Linked DNA regions of Homo sapiens: region 1 is linked to region 2. Evidence: chromatin loops called from intact Hi-C (ENCODE). Cell type or tissue: spleen. All regions are shown on one strand.

Evidence for each region. A loop is a pair of places that touch in the nucleus more often than their neighbours do. Peaks named below come from ENCODE experiments on the same cell type or tissue, not always from the same donor. Only the 100,000 strongest peaks of a DNase experiment are listed, where the experiment ranks them.
Region 1: a loop joins it to region 2, with 5 times the contacts of the local background. A loop is called at or near these places in 3 of 110 quality-filtered maps.

The regions. Positions count from the first base shown.
Region 1 is chr15:43,411,898-43,419,897 of GRCh38, forward strand. TP53BP1 (tumor protein p53 binding protein 1) reads right to left here. Exons shown (of 28, transcript NM_001141980.3): 22 at 4,328-4,519; 23 at 3,697-3,912; 24 at 1,222-1,437. Among named protein-coding and RNA genes, the nearest start is that of TUBGCP4, 45 kb to the left of the region's middle. In spleen, no CTCF peak of the experiment used is centred here; no DNase peak of the experiment used is centred here; H3K27ac peaks cover 1,725 bases.
Region 2 is chr15:43,470,069-43,478,068 of GRCh38, forward strand. It overlaps TP53BP1 (tumor protein p53 binding protein 1), which reads right to left. Exons shown (of 28, transcript NM_001141980.3): 8 at 7,525-7,691; 9 at 5,497-5,626; 10 at 4,605-4,699. Among named protein-coding and RNA genes, the nearest start is that of TP53BP1, 19 kb to the right of the region's middle. RefSeq lists a silencer at 7,136-7,377. In spleen, no CTCF peak of the experiment used is centred here; no DNase peak of the experiment used is centred here.

The DNA of each region.
Region 1 (8,000 bases), 58 kb before region 2:
TTTCAAGTCCAGCAATATTGTAAAAGGGGGAAAAAAAAACCCATGACCATGACCACTGTTTTAATGCCATGACACACCTCTATGCAGAATCCTCAAAAGACTCCCAATTTTCCTGTCCAGGAAACTCTTCAAATACCTTATTCCCACTGTGCCTATCTGATTGTTTGACAAGCTAGGTGTTGCAAACACTGGACCTTGAAATCCCACCACACCACATCTACTCACTCCCACAGCCCAACTCTCCCAAACCAAAGCCTGCCCCTGATCATCCCTTCCATGTCCTTGTACATATCTACACATGGCTGCAGTCGGTGAGATATAGTTTTGGTTAATTAGGAAAGAGTCATCCACACACCTGAAATGCCAACCCTCACAGATGTCCAGTGGTGCAAATTATGACAACCATGTTGCCTAATTCAATTCCCTCTTGCAAGACAACATTAGTCAGAACTCTAACTTGTACAACATCATTCCATCTGGACCTTTAGCCTTTACAGACACATTCAGATACTGCTGTCAGTCACATTTACAGTGTATACATTTATATCTGCTCATTCCCTCTCCTAGATCACTCATTTTTCAGACCTCTACCCACTGCAGCCTTCCTTCAAAAACTAACAGACAACACAGAAATAAATGCAATGTACAGATTTAATTTAAGGTTAAAGAGAGGTATAAGAGTTGAAAAGGCCTAGAAGCTGTTTCTTTGCAATCACCCTGAGGAACCAGGCACCCCACAGTCCCAGTCTTAGACCTCAGGAGAATGAACCTTACCCTCCACATGGGTTTGCTCTAGCAGATGCCCATAGAACGCAAATGGGGAAGATGGCAGGGCATTCAGACCTGATTGACTTGGATGGTTGCAGTAGGCTAAAATGACAGAGCTCTAGTCACAGGTTTGTCATTATTGTGGACAAAAAAAACACAATTATTTAACCTTTAACCTCTCCAAACTTGTTTCCTCATCCATAAAATAGATAAGATCTATCTCCCATCTGCCTCACAGGATTGTTTTCAGGAACCACTCACTGAGAGGAATTTTGTGAAAACAGTCTAGAAACTGTTAAAAAGCAGGATACAGAGTAATTTCTGTGACCAAGATCCCAGTTGCTACTTGCCTTGCCTCCTCTACATACAACAGGGGGACCACCAGCTCATAAGTGACTGGAAAAGAAAGAAGTGCCTATGTGTCAGAGCTCCCAGGGCTTCCTAAGGCCTTACCCTCCTCTTCTTCACTGCTTCCTGTAGGACCATCTGGCAGTTTGGAGCGGCTGGCCAACTTGTCACTGGTTGTGGCCATGGTAAGGAGAAATGCGTAGCCCAGAAACAAGGTCTTGTTGAGAGGCAAAGGCCCTCTCTGCTCTTCCAGGGCAGAGGGTTCACCGGTGTTGTCTCCACTCTCACAGGGGCTCACAAACTCTCCTGCCCCTACTGCACCTGGGAAGGACAGGGGCACAGTTACTAGAGGGATACACACCATTGCCTCAGCAAAAGCCTTAACACCAAAAGGCCCCAGCACCAAGCATGACCTGATGGGCAGGCACTGTCCTGATGAACTTATCTGAGCCAGAAACCAAAGACCATTCCAATGGCCAACCATTCTAAATGGCCGACAGCCTAGGATAAAATTTACAACAAAGAGAAATTTACATATTTAAATTTTACACAGTCATGATAATGTATACAGTGTTTTCATAAATGAAAATTAACCAAGTATTGTTTTCATATAGCCACACCAAATACTTCTGAGGTCATCTGAAGAAAGAGGTGGTTCTAATACAAAGAAATAGTAGGTGAGAGTGAAAAATGTTTGGAAATCTTCAGCCCACTTTCTCTGTCCCGTGCTCTGATTTCCCCCAGGGTATGAGATATTTTGAAGCAGCCTTTGGAAAAAAAAAAAAACCCAACACTTTTTTATTATCAAGAAATGCCCCTTGTAGATAGATCCTCCCACCCCATCACTGACCGTCACCAGAATGGTGCAGAGAATACTTGGTAATAAAGTGTTTTTACACATAGATGGTGCCACATCAAAATAGCCTGCCTCAACTGAATTAGTTTTCAACACCTGGGTAAGTAAGTGAACCAGCCAGCCAGAACACCCATGCCAAGAGTGCCCCCAATAAGTCCTTGAGAAAAAAAACAGATACCTGACCTGGAGAAGCTGAATCGTAGGTTCATTAGGAGGCTAAGATGACAGACAGGTCATGCATGCCTCCCTAAAATAAAACCAGGAGCAAGAAAACAGTCTCAGAGGCAATATGACGTTATATGAACGAGGCTGGAATTAGAAGTGAAGACCACCAAAGTTTGAATCCTGGCTTACTTTGTCATCTTGGGAAAGTTAGCCAACTTTTCTGTGCCTCAAAGTCTTCAACTGGAAAACTCCTTCTAGCACCTATACTTCATAAGGATTGTATGTGAGGTATTATGTGTGAAGTACTGAGTGCTATGCCTCATACAGTAAATATTCAATGAACTATTGTTTTTAAATACCCTGAAACACAGCAGCAGTTGGGTAGATAAGGAGATGACACAATTCAAATACATAGGAAACAAAAGAAGCTCTGGTGCCAGGACAATGTAACAATCAATGGAGTTTCATCAGTTTGCTAGCCTGAGAAAGTTCCAAAAGGGAATAGACTGATTTTACCTCTGTAATCTCCTGAACCCATAGCAGCTGGGCCTGGGTCACAGTAGGGACTCAATGAACAACAGATGGAATGAACTCCTTTCTTAATTATTGAATGCTAGGGACTGGAAAGGGGTTGTTTCGGGGATAATGGGGAGAGGGAAGAGCATACTGAAATATGACTTTTTTTTTTTTTGATGGAGTCTCACTCTGTCACCCAGGATGGAGTGCCGTGGCGTGATCTCGGCTCACTGCAACCTCTGCCTCCCAGGTTCAAATGATTCTACTGCCTCAGCCTCCGGAGAAGCTGGGACTACAGGCATGTGCCACCACTCATAGCTACTTTTTTTGTATTTTTAGTAGAGATGGGGTTTTGCCAGGTTGGCCAGGCTGGTCTTGAACTCCTGACCTCAAGTGATCCCCCAACCTCGGCCTCCCAAAGTGCTGGGACTACAGGTGTGAGCCACCATGCCCAGCCATGTTTCAATAGGAAGTCTGAGAAAGCTAGAGGGCCTAAGCACAAGAGAGAGGGGAGCAGAATTTCCAGGAAGAAGATGGTGCAGGCAAAGAGAAATTACACCTATTTTGAATCTGCTTACATTTCAATACTTCTCCTTTCCCTCCTAGAACCCACACAGTAGTCAAAGAATGGTGTGATCAAGTCCTGGCCTTCTTTTTTTTTTTTTTTTTTTCTGGAGACCAAGTTTCACTCTTGTTGCCCAGGCTGGAGTGCAATGGTGCAATTTCGGCTCACTGCAACCTCCGCCTTCCTGGGTTCAAGCGATTCTCCCACCTCAGCCTCCCCAGTAGCTGGTATTACAGGCGCCCGCCACCACACTCAGCTAATTCTGGCCTTGCTATCTACCCGCACTAGAGTCTGTAGGGGATGGGGGAGGAGGGATACAGTGAGCTGTCCCTGAATATCACCTGTGGGCTTGGGCAGGACCCCGACTTTATAGCAGGACAGAAGGGCCACTGCCACATATTAAGCTCCATTTTTCCAGCAGCTGACCCTGCATTCTGCCATGGTCTGAAGGAAGAATGAGGCAAAAAGGAGCACTTACCAGGTTTTACTGTGGCAGACTTGCGACCTCGCTTGGCAGGGGACCGTTCCTCTTCAGAAGTGATAAGTTTTCTTTTGCCTGAGAGAACTCCCATGGAGGCACGAGGACTTTCTGTGATCTTTCGGGTAGGGGTTGTGCTGCTGCTACTGGAGGCAGTAGGGGTGGCTGGGGAGCTGACGTTACTGCGCCGTTTCCGCTTCCCTTCCACCAAATTGTCTATGGCAGGATAAGCCAAACAGGTTGGTCAAACTCTATGGTATGAGGCCCTGAACTCCAAGAAACTGGGCAGACCCTGATTCAGACACCACAGTGTTCCTTCCCCCACTTCCCATGAGGCCAAGAAGCTTCTTTTTAAGGCCATATTTTTTATCTAGTCTTTGCCATGACTGAAATGTGTTTAGTCCCCTATAGAACTGAGGAGGCCAGAAAAACCCTAAGGACTTTCTGTTTGGTACTAAGAAGGAAACAGGTAAGGCAGCAGCTCTAGAAAATGACAGCTCATCCACCATCTGAGAAGCCACACATAGGAATAATAAAAGTTAGGGAAACATTACTGACAGGTCCAGAATCTCCTCCCACTGTAAGCAGAACAGGAGCCCAAAAGCAGCTGTTCAGGAAGCAAAAGTCTTACCTAAGCTGATATCTGCTGCCTTTGTAAGAGGTGTTACTGCTTCATAGGGGCCAAGCCCATACTGCTCTCTCAGTCTGTTTCCTTGCTCCAAGGACAGGATGACAGCCATTCGCTTATACCACTTTCTTTGGCCTTCTTTTTCAATGCTGTAGTACAGTTCCCCAGACTCCTTCCTATGTCCTTTCACCACTCCTGGGGGGTGGAAAGCATAAAAGAAGCTTGCTGTTGTCTTAGGCTCCTTAGCACCCTCTCACAAGGGCTCTGTAAAGCAGGCCTGAGTTAGGGAATTTAGAGATCCAACAGTGGACTGAAGTTAGGACTTAACAAAATTCCAGTTGTCAATCCCAAACAGTAACACTTAGGATATATGTAGCTACTACACTGGGATTAGGACAAGGAAAGTTTCTTGACAGAAGGTAGCCTTTAGTTATAAAATAAAGCTTCCCAAAGACAGCCATTGTGGATTGCTGGTGGTTCAAATGATTTCCGTGAAGTGAAATGGCATGTGGTTTCCTAACAATTCCATTATAACTTCTAAACATTTCCTTCTTGGTTCCCTGGGAGGCTGAGTAGTAAGTCTTGAGTTAAGCTGTAGGTGAAAAATGACATCATTCTAAGAGAGACAGCATGTGTGTGTTTTCTCTCTGTGTGTGTAGCAAAATTAGAGAGCAAAGAAAGGAAAAAACAGATCCTGCCTCTCCTACCTAATCTTCCTCTCTATTATCTACTTTCCTGCTCTGATTCAAAACCTGATAAGGCCTTTATGTTAAAAGGAACAAAATGTGGGATGTAAAAGGAAACTAAGCTATAATTCAGGAGAACTGAGCCTAGGCCTAATTCTGCTGCCACCAAGCTGTGTGATCTTGGGCAGGACCCATTACTAAGCCTGTGAAAAAGAACACTTCTTCCTATCAATGAATAAACAATTTACAACACACACACATACTATAGCTATAGATACACACCCCCCCACCCCCACACACATATACAATACAAAAACAAGGCATTACTATGAATATTTTTTCATTCCTATAAACAGAAGGGTCCAATTTCTTCTCACCCATTAGCCTATGCTTGAATGAAGAGCTAAAAGAAACCCAGAGCCTACCCCACCCAAGGAAAATAACACAGAGAAAGCAAGCCTTGGTTCTCTATCTATCCTGTGGAATCACTCCCTTTTCCCTTACTTGTTCATCTCCTAGCTTAAATCTCTATCCCCAAACTAAGTCACAAAGACTCCCTCAAAAACACAAAGAAGCCCAAGGCCAACAATATACTTCACACTAATGAAGAGCTACTAGAACTAGAAGTAGTCTAGTGTTGACATGAGCAAACAGCCTCAAGAAATGGGACACAGAATCCCCACACCTTGATGCCACAGTTCACTCTTGTTACAGAACTCCGTCTTTAAAAGGCCAAATATGAACCCCTAAGAGTAGCTTTACACCTGAAAGAAGAACGAATGCATTTGATACATACAAACTATGAGTCACAATAAAAGACCCCAATCCATGTGCTACTCCCAACTGATCCCATATATAGCTAACAATGTTATCCAGAACTAGAAGGTGAAGTGGCCCATTTAATAATGAACAAAGGGCAAACAACAATTACTCAGAGGATTCCAAATACAAGAGAAGCCTGGATGGACTCCAACAGAAAGCCATTTTTCCAGCCGGGAGCAGTGGCTCACTACTGTAATCCCAGCACTTTGGGAGGCTGGGGCGGGTGGATGGCTTGAGGTCAGGAATTCAAGACCAGCCTGACCAAGATGGCAAAGCCCTGTCTCTACTAAAAATACAAAGATTAACCAGGTGTTGTGGCATGCACCTGTAATCCCAGCTACTTGGGAGGCTGAGGCAAGAGAATCACTTGAACACCAGAGGCGGAGGTTGCAGTGAGCCAAGATCGTGCCATTGCACTCCAGCCTGGGCGACAGAGCAAGGCTCTGTTTTTAAAAAAAAAAAAAAAAAAAAAAAAATCCATTTTTTGGCTGGGCATGGTGGCTCACGTCTGTAATCCCAGCACTTTGGGAGGCTGAGGCAGGCAGATAAGTTGAGGTTGGGAGTTCGAGACCAGCCTGGCCAATGTGGCGAAACCCCATCTCTACGAAAAACACAAAAAAAAATTAGCCAGGTGTGGTGGTGCGTGCCTGTAAACCCAGCTACTCGGGAGGCTGAGGCACGAGAAACACTTGAACCCAGGAGGCAGAGGTTGCAGTGAGCCAAGATCACGCCACTCACTGCACTCCAGTCTAGGAGGCAGAGTGAAACTGTGTCTCAAAAAAAAAAAAAAAGATAGAAAGAAAGCCATTTTCCCCCATTATATGCCAATCCATGTTCAAAAAGTCCTCAGAAAGATGTTTTTAAATGACAAACTCAACACAAATAGGTATCTTCAAATTATTTCCATAGAAAGGAGACAATATATTCAAAGAACTAGCACATGAAACAATAACAACAAGCATAACCACAAGCATAAACCTCTCACTATCACCAATATTACCTACTTCAAAAATAAAAAGGCACTGTTCTTCAAACCAGAGAATAAGTGGTAGATGTGCAGTCATACAGACACAGCACTAAAAACTTCTCCCTAAGCAAAAATATCTCAATATCACCTACTGGGTTCCAATCAAAGCAGGTAGCTAAGCTTTAAAAAAGAAGAGAGTATGGAAAGGGAAAAACACTAACTTTAGAGAAGGCCACCTGTCCCTCTCTTGCAGTGGCTCACGCCTGCAAACCCAGCATTTTGGGAGGCCAAGGCAGGTAGATCACCTGAGCTCAGGAGTTTGAGACCAGCCTGGCCAATATGGCGAAATGCCATCCCCACTAAAAATACAAAAATTAGCCGGGTCTGGTGGGGCACACCTGTAATCCTAGCTACTCAGGAGACTGAGGCAGGAGACTCACTTGTACCCGGAAGCTAGAGGTTGCAGTGAGCCTAGATTGCGCCACTGCACTCTAGCCTGGGAAACAGAGTGAGTGAGACTGTTTCAAAAAAAAGTGAAGAAATCTGGCAAATACAACCTTAACCAGTGATGAAGATTAACATCCTGCATCAGTGATGTCATGTGGATACATCACAAACCTTCCCAGGTCCTTATATGATAACATGAGAAGGGCATTTCACCTCTGTGGCATATTTTTTTTTAAGAGACAGGGTCTCACTGTTTCCCAGGCTGGAGTGCAGTGTCATGATCATAGCTCACTGTGGACTCAAACTCCTGAGCTTAAGCAATCCGCCTGCCTCATCCTCCTGAGTAGCTACGACAACAAGCATGTGCCCCCATGCCCAGCTAATTTATGTTCCTTTTTTTTTTTTTTTTTTTTTTTTTTTTGAGAGACAGGGTCTCACTATGTTTCAGCCTGGTCTCAAACTCCTGACCTCAAGTGATCCCCCTGCTTTGGCCTCCCAAAGTGCTGGAATTACAGGCATGAGCTACCACACCCACCCATCTATGTGGCATTATTTTTAAAATATCCCATAACTCCAGTCTAATGAGAAAATATTAGACAAATCCAAATGGAGGGACATTCCACAAAATACCTGACCAGGACTCCCCAAAACTGTCAAGGTCATGAAAAACAAAAGACTGAGAAATTGCCACAAATCAGAGCAGACCAAAGGGTATGTGATGACTAAATGCAATGTTGGATGCTGGAAGAGAAAA
Region 2 (8,000 bases):
GGTTTAAAACAGGAGAAACAAATTGAGAAATATCACTCATCAATATTACTCATGTTCCAAAACCACTAAGAACAATTACACTACAGACATTTTCACTCTAAAAAAATAGTGACGTAATTTTTCAGAAAAGCTGACAGAATAATAGTAGACTGGGTCCTAGCAATCTACCAATACTTCCTTTGGTTGGCGGAGCAGTCCAAGCTCCTATTTTTAGGTATAGATCAAAACTGGATGCATCTGGGGCTACCCACCCATTCATAAAAAATGTTAAATTAACTTGGCTCCTTTCCTGATTTTATAGCTCAGTTTTTCACATTTCCTGTAGAAAAGCCCAAACTACTGGTACCTAATTTAACCATCATATATTCTACCACAGGCCTTGAAAGACAGTGAATTTGTCACCACTTTAGGTAAATACAGTATCTATAATTCATATTTACGAACTGATTATATTTGCATTAACAATTGCTAACTGCAGAGAGATGGATGCCTGTACAAATACAGATGAAGAAAAAAAATCTATCAATGCCAATCAGCACTGATTTATCAAAGAACTAAGAAAGAGAAGACACTAATCCTGACACACATTAGGAGGGAACACACACACACAAAACACAAAACACTGCTTTCCCATAGTATACTACCCACCTGTAGGCTATCAGGAACTTGCTTGGAGTCAGCCCAGCTAGCTAAGTATTTGATTCATCATTTGTATCCCCTATCTTACAACTTGACCCCAACCAGGCTTCCTCTAGACCACTCACAAACTACTAACAACATTTACCTTTTCCCCATAATTCACATTCATGCTACCAGCTACCCAAACTGCAACCTCAATACCCAGCTTTGCTGCTTAGCTTAGTCTCAACCTTACCAGTCTACACCTAATTTGGGATCCAGTGCTACAGGCCTTTAATATACTACCATAGCTGTGCTAAGTATTTTTGTTGCACCTTTTGAACTTTCTTGCCATGACAAAGCACATTAAAAACCTGCTGTTATAGGCACTACATACAAAAAAGGCTTTAGGTTAAGAGAAAAGCAAAAAAACAAATAAATACAAAAAGCACATATAGTTTCACAAACACTGATGTACATACATATTAAGCAAATGCATTAAATCTAAAATATAACTGACAAGGGAAAATACACTGTTACATAAAAAAAAAAAACTGAGTCATATACACAACATGCCAATTATGTAAAACTACTTTATGCATTGAAAACTGAAATATATCCAAATATACTAGTTGTAGCTATATCTGGAGTGTAGTATCACAGGTGATTTTTATTTTCATTAATTTCCTATATACTTAACAAACTTTCTACAATAAATATTGACTGTTTACAATCAGGGAGAAAGCTTTTTTTTTTTTGAGACAGGGTCTCGCTCTGTTGTCCAGGCTGCGACGCAGTGGTGCCACCTTGGCTCACTGCAACCTCCGCCTCCCAGGTTCAAGTGATTCTCCTGCCTCAGCCTCCTGAGTAGCTGGGATTACAGGCACCCGCCACCACACCCAGTTAATTTTTTATATTTTTAGTAGAGATGGGGTTTCACCATGGTGGCCAGGCTGGTCTCAAACTCCTGACCTCAGGTGATCTGCCCACCTTGGCCTCCCAAAGTATTGGGATTACAGGTGTGAGACACCGTGCCCAGCCTGAGAAAGTATATTTAATATAATTATTTTTATATTTTTTCAATGTTCACACTACAGATAAAAGATAAAAGAAACTGTTTTAAGAATTAACCAAACTTCACTTGTATTACCTGGGTTTTTGTAGAATTAATTCACCTAATCATGTTATACTTAGATTGATATCAGTCACTAATCATGTTATGCTTAGATTGATATTAGTCAATTTGGATACCTACAACTGATTTTAAGAGAAACAGCCAGAGACAAACTTTGTAGCAGAAGAAAGCCTAAGATCAAATTCTATCACTGATAAATTACATTTGAAAAACTGTTAAATGTCTATGTTTTATGTTACTCAAGAGCAGAGAAAGGATATAATAGGAGGCATATACATGACAGATGAAGGCACAGGCTCTGGAGGCAGCTGCCTGAGTTCAAATTCTGCTTCTACATCTCATTAGTTGAAAAATCTCTCTATGCCTCCATTTCCTCATCTGTAAAATGGGGATAAAAATAACACCTCCTTCTTAGGATGTTTGTGAGGATTCAATGAGAAAAACCACAGAAATGCCCTTAGAACAATGCCTTGCCTATACTAAGTGCTCAATAAATAAAACTATTATACCATTACTTGTATATGAAAGAGTGAAAAGATGAAAATCATAGAATTTATTAGAAAAAGCTTTGTAGAAATCGTAAGAACTTAGAAACATCTTGAATGACTGGATAGGAGACTAGGTCAGAGCAAAAGAAGCTTAAATAATGAGATAAATTAGGTAAGTGAAAAGGAAAGCTTTCTTGTGAATAAAGTAATATAAAATCTCTAAGTCGTCAAAGGAGTAAATGAATGAAGTTAAAATTTTTACCACCTACTCTTAACCATTCTTATGCTAAAACTATTTTAATAGCAAAAATAACCTATAAGGACCACAAGAAACAATTGCTGGTTCCTTCTCACCAGAAATGTGTTCACGTGTTGCTAGAAACAAGTAGGCCATTATTAATAAGTCCAGTTCTTCCCCATACTAATTCATTTCAGTTCAACTTTAAAAACAAAAATTTTTCCTTCAGAGCCTTTTTAAAAATTGAGCCAATACAGAAATCTCAATAGAATTAGTGCTAGAAAAGCAAAGAATGGGGGATGGTGTGTCCAGAATTGGTGGGTTCTTGGTCTCACTGACGTCAAGAATGAAGCCGCGGACCCTCACGGTGAGAGTTACAGCTCTTAAGGTGGCGCGTCTCGAGTCTGTCCCTTCTGATGTTCAGATGTGTTCGGAGTTTCTTCCTTCTGGTGGGTTCGTGGTCTCGCTGGTTCAGGAGTGAAGCTGCAGACCTTCGCGGTGAGTATTACAGCTCTTAAGGCAGCGCGTCTAGAGTTGTTCGTTCCTCCCAGTGGGCTCGTGGTCTCGCTGGCTTTAGGAGTGAAGCTACAGACCTCGCAGTGAGTGTTACAGCTCATAAAAGCAGCGTGGACCCAAAGAGTGAGCAGTAGCAAGATTTATTGCAAAGAGTGAAAGAACAAAGCTTCCACACTGTGGAAGGGGACCCGAGCGGGTTGCCACTGCTGGCTCGGGCAGCCTGCTTTTATTCTCTTATCTAGCCCCACCCACATCCTGCTGATTGGTAGAGCCAGTGGTCTGTGCTGACAGGGGGCTGATTGGTGCATTTACAATCCCTGAGCTAGACACAAAGGTTCTCCACGTCCCCACCAGATTAGCTAGATACAGAGTGTCCACACAAAGGTTCTCCAAGGCCCCACCAGAGTAGCTAGATACAGAGTGTCCATTGGTACATTCACAAACCCTGAGCTAGACACAGGGTGCTGATTGGTGTGTTTACAAACCTTGAGCTAGAAACAGAGTGCCGATTGGTGTATTTACAATCCCTGAGCTAGACATAAAGGTTCTCCACGTCCCACCAGAGCAGCCAGATACAGAGTGTGGATTGGTGCATTCACAAACTCAGAGCTAGACACAGGGTGCTGACTGGTGTGTTTACAAACCCTGAGCTAGATACAGAGTGCCGATTGGTGTATTTACAATCCCTGAGCTAGACATAAAGGTTCTCCACGTCCTCACCAGACTCAGCAGCCCAGCTGGCTTCACCCAGTGGATCTCGCACGGGGGCTGCAGGTGGAGCTGCCTACCAGTCCTGTGCCGTGCTCCTGCACTCCTCAGCCCTTTGGGTGGTCGATGGGACTAGGTGCCGTGGAGCAGGGGGCAGTGCTCATCAGGGAGGCTCAGCCACACAGGAGCCCACGGAGGGGGTGGAAGGCTCAGGCATGGCGGGCTGCAGGTCCCGAGTCCTGCCCCACTGGAAGGCAGCTAAGTAAGGCCCGGCGAGAAATCAAGCGCAGCGCCGGTGGGCTAGCACTGCTGGGGGACCCAGTACACCCTCCATAGCCGCTGGCCCGGGTGCTAAGCCCCTCATTGCCCGGGGGGCCGGCAGGGCCGGCCGGCTGCTCCGAGTGCAGGACCCGCCAAGCCCACACCCACCAGGAACTCCAGCTGGCCCGCAAGCGCCGCGCACAGCCCCGGTTGCTGCTCGCACCTCTCCCTGCACGCCTCCCTGCAAGCTGAGGGAGCGGGCTCCAGCCTTGGCCAGCCCAGAAAGGGGATCCCACAGTGCAGCGGTGGGCTGAAGGGCTCCTCAAGTGCCGCCAAAGTGGGAGCCCAGGCAGAGGAGGCGCCGAGAGCGAGCGAGGGCTGTGAGGACTGCCAGCACGCTGTCACCTCTCAATGGGGTTAGACAAAAAAAAAAAAAAAAAAAGGAAGGAAGGAAAAGCAAAGAACTGAGGACAGCACTTTACAGTAGGTCACATCCCTAAAGGTTAGACAAACATGAGTCCTACCGAATTGTGTAGGTCACAAGCATTCTAAAGTACAAAGAAGTAGTACATTTTGCAAGGCAGAAAAAGTGTTGCTCCTCTTCTAATCTGAGATCAACAGACAGATCAAGAGAGCTCACCTTGTCTCCCTTCTTGCTCTGTGGGACTGCTAGGAACGATAAAAGGAGTAGATCGGAAAGCATCAGGAGAAGGAGCAACAAGATCTGAAGAATTCCTTTATATAAAGAGAGAATCACAGGTTATTTTACCATAGCCACAGTTTTGCATTTCTGTATTTGCTTTTACTTTTTAACAGGAAAAAATATCTAAGGCATTCAGATAAATACTTATCAGCACTTTTCCCCAACAGCAACCTGAGGCTGGTGGAAGAACCAAAAATACTTCAATAACTATTTCCCACACCAGACATTTCTGTTGTAAAATAAGAACTTTTTCAAAAAGAGAGTAAGGGCAAAGTGAATGATCAGACACAAGGACATCATGATTTAAAAGCAAAATGAGCAGTGCTAGGAAATAAATTCATTTGCAGATTTGAGACATAAAAAAAATTATTCCATTTTTTTGCCTAATAATAGTCAGACCATGAACATTTTCATCAGAAAACTAAAACTAAACAAAAAAAACCAACAAGCGAACCTCTTTGCCCTAACATAAAGAAATCCAACTACTGTCAACTTAACAACCTATTCTCCACCCTCTGCTATTAAATGAGAAGAATTGCAAGTAAAACAGAGGAGCAGAATGCTTGTTTTGGATGTGTAACATTTTCTAAATAACTGCGCCTTTTCTTTCTTAGTGAAACGTTTGGGCTACTATTATAAAATTTTCAAATGGGACAACAGATTTATCTGCCTTCAACAGTTCTTCATCCCCAAAGCTCTAATGCATAGGTTCTACCATTTGGTTTCAAAAAGAATTCTAGACTAGCAGATAAGTTTAGCCTCTTTCAGCCTTAGCCTAAGACTCTCAGGCACATACTGCCTTGGCATAAGCTATTTTAGGCTTACTTACGTGGAAAGACTGTCCTGAACAAGGGACCTCTGACCAGAGAGCTGCAGGAGATGCAGAGTGGTGGCAGGAGTGGAAGCCAAAGAACACCCACCTTCCTCCCTTGAAGGAGTAGAGCAACCATCAGAAGATACTGAAAAAAAGAAATTCCAGTTGCACTTCTCAGATTGACACTACTGAGCTGCCAAAAACCATTCAGTACTGCAAAGAGTAATATCCATATTTCCAACATATTTCCATATTTCCAAAAGGGCAGAAATTGTTTTCTAATTATAGTACAACGAATGGACTACTACAATAGCACAAATCTTGAGTGAACATTAACCACCCCCGCAATGGGCTTCTTGAATAAAGAACTGATGAAGAGTTCCTTAGTCCTTTCTGTCATGATCTAAGCTTGGAGATTAAAAGCCAGAATCCTGGATGGGCGCAGTGGCTCACACCTGTAATCCTAGCACTTTGGGAGGCTGAGGCGGGTGGATCATCTGAGGTCAGGAGTTCAAGACTAGCCAGACCAACATGGTGAAACCTCATCTCTACTAAAAATACAAAAATTAGCTGGGCGTGGTGGTATGCGCCTGTAATCCCAGCTACTTGGAAGGCTAAGGCAGGAGCATCACTTGAACCTGCTAGGCAGAGGTTGCAGTGAGCTGAGATTGCACCACTGCACTCCAGCCTGGGCAACAGAGGGAGACTCCGTCTCAAAAAAATAAATAAATAAATAAAATAAAAGCCAGAATCCTTATACTTCTGCTTAGCTGCTCTTCTTTCTTGTGATGCTTCTATTAAAAAACAGCAAATGAGCCTTTTATTCCAACGTCTACCTTAGGTGAAGTCAAGCTCATGCCATGATACAGATGGGAGAAGTCAAAAAAATGCACATGACACTTGATGTTATAAATGCAGCAGTTTTCAAGATTTGGGCCTGCTCAAAGGAGTAAAAGGATTTATGAGCAGCCATTACTGTTTTATACTATGAAGAGTCTCTTGTTGGTCCCTTCCCCTTAGCAATAGATGGAGTATCAACTATATTAATCCCAGTGTAAAAGAATTTCTTAAATAAAACCTTACAACTTTAGTAAGAGACCAACAAAGGTTCCTCGGTGACCCTCTGAATGTCTTGCACAGCAACCTGTATCACAGCATAGCAAAGGAAGATAGCCTTCTTCCCTTCCCGCCTTACAACCAACATAATATGTTTTGCTGGTAATTAACTCAAGCTTTCTAGCTCTCTGAGGCTGTGGAATGAAAGATTGGTGGAGGTTAAAGAGGTGTGAAACAAATTATATCCTTTTAAGTTTTATGTCCTTTCCGCTAGATTTTAAATTCCTATCTGTGTCAGATTAACTAATAAACAGATTAAGTTAGTAAACTGTTACCCAGATGAATATGAAAAACCTAGGCTTAATATCATATTGAAGATTTGAAGACATAGTAGCCATGTAACAGAAAATGGCAGCCAGGTGTGGTGACTCATGCCTGTAAGCCCAGCACTGTGGGAGGCCAAGGCAGGCGGATCACAAGGTCAGGAGATCAAGACCATCATGGCTAACACAGTGAAACCCCATCTCTACTAAAAATACAAAAAATTAGCCAAGCATGGTGGCGGGTGCCTGTAGTCCCAGCTACTAGGGAGGCTGAGGCAGGAGAATGGCATGATCCCGGGAGGCGGAGCTTGCAGTGAGCCGAGATTGCGCCACTGCACTCCAGCCTGGGTGACAGAGTGAGACTCCATCTCAAAAAAAAAAAAAAGAAAAAAAGAAAATGGCTAGTATCCATAATACTAAATTTACTGTATTAGCTATTCTTCACCATCTCATTTCCAAAAGAGAGAAAATTATGTCAAAATATTAAATGGAAATTATTCCCAAAAAGCCCTTCTCACTAATTACTAGAAACACGTTTTCCTTCCATATCACAAACAAGTCTGCAAACCTATAAAATGCTTTGTAACTTAACCAGTAGCCTCAGAACTAAAGTAAAAGTTTAGATCTTTGGAGAAGAGCTGTAACGACAAATCACTCTTGGTACCTGTTTTATTGCTCTGGTCAAACAAGTCTTCCTGAGTTGACAAAACCTCAGGCTCTGGTGACTTCTGAATCTGCAGTCCACTTTCCATAAGTTCTTGTGCAGACAACTGTTCTTTTGCTTCCATAGCAGCAACAGATGCTTTGGGGCTAAAAGGCATGTCCTCTGACCTAGGAAATTCATATCACCAGGAGAAAAAGTTCCTAAGTTCAAATGTTTTTAAATAAAAAGCTTTTCCTGTTTTGTGTGTTTTTCTTTAATAATTTCAAAAATTCCAGTGGCTCTAATTTACATAATTATATATTAAAAAGGAAATAAACTACTCTTTATAGTGATAAAAGTCCTCAGCCCATTTTAAAACCTGTCTCACTCTCTCTCACAGCCAATACCTGTCTTCAACTCTGCTCAATACTGTGCTTCATGCTTTCTAAGATTTCTGATGAGTAACTTGGGGAATTTTTGTTACATATAATGTTATC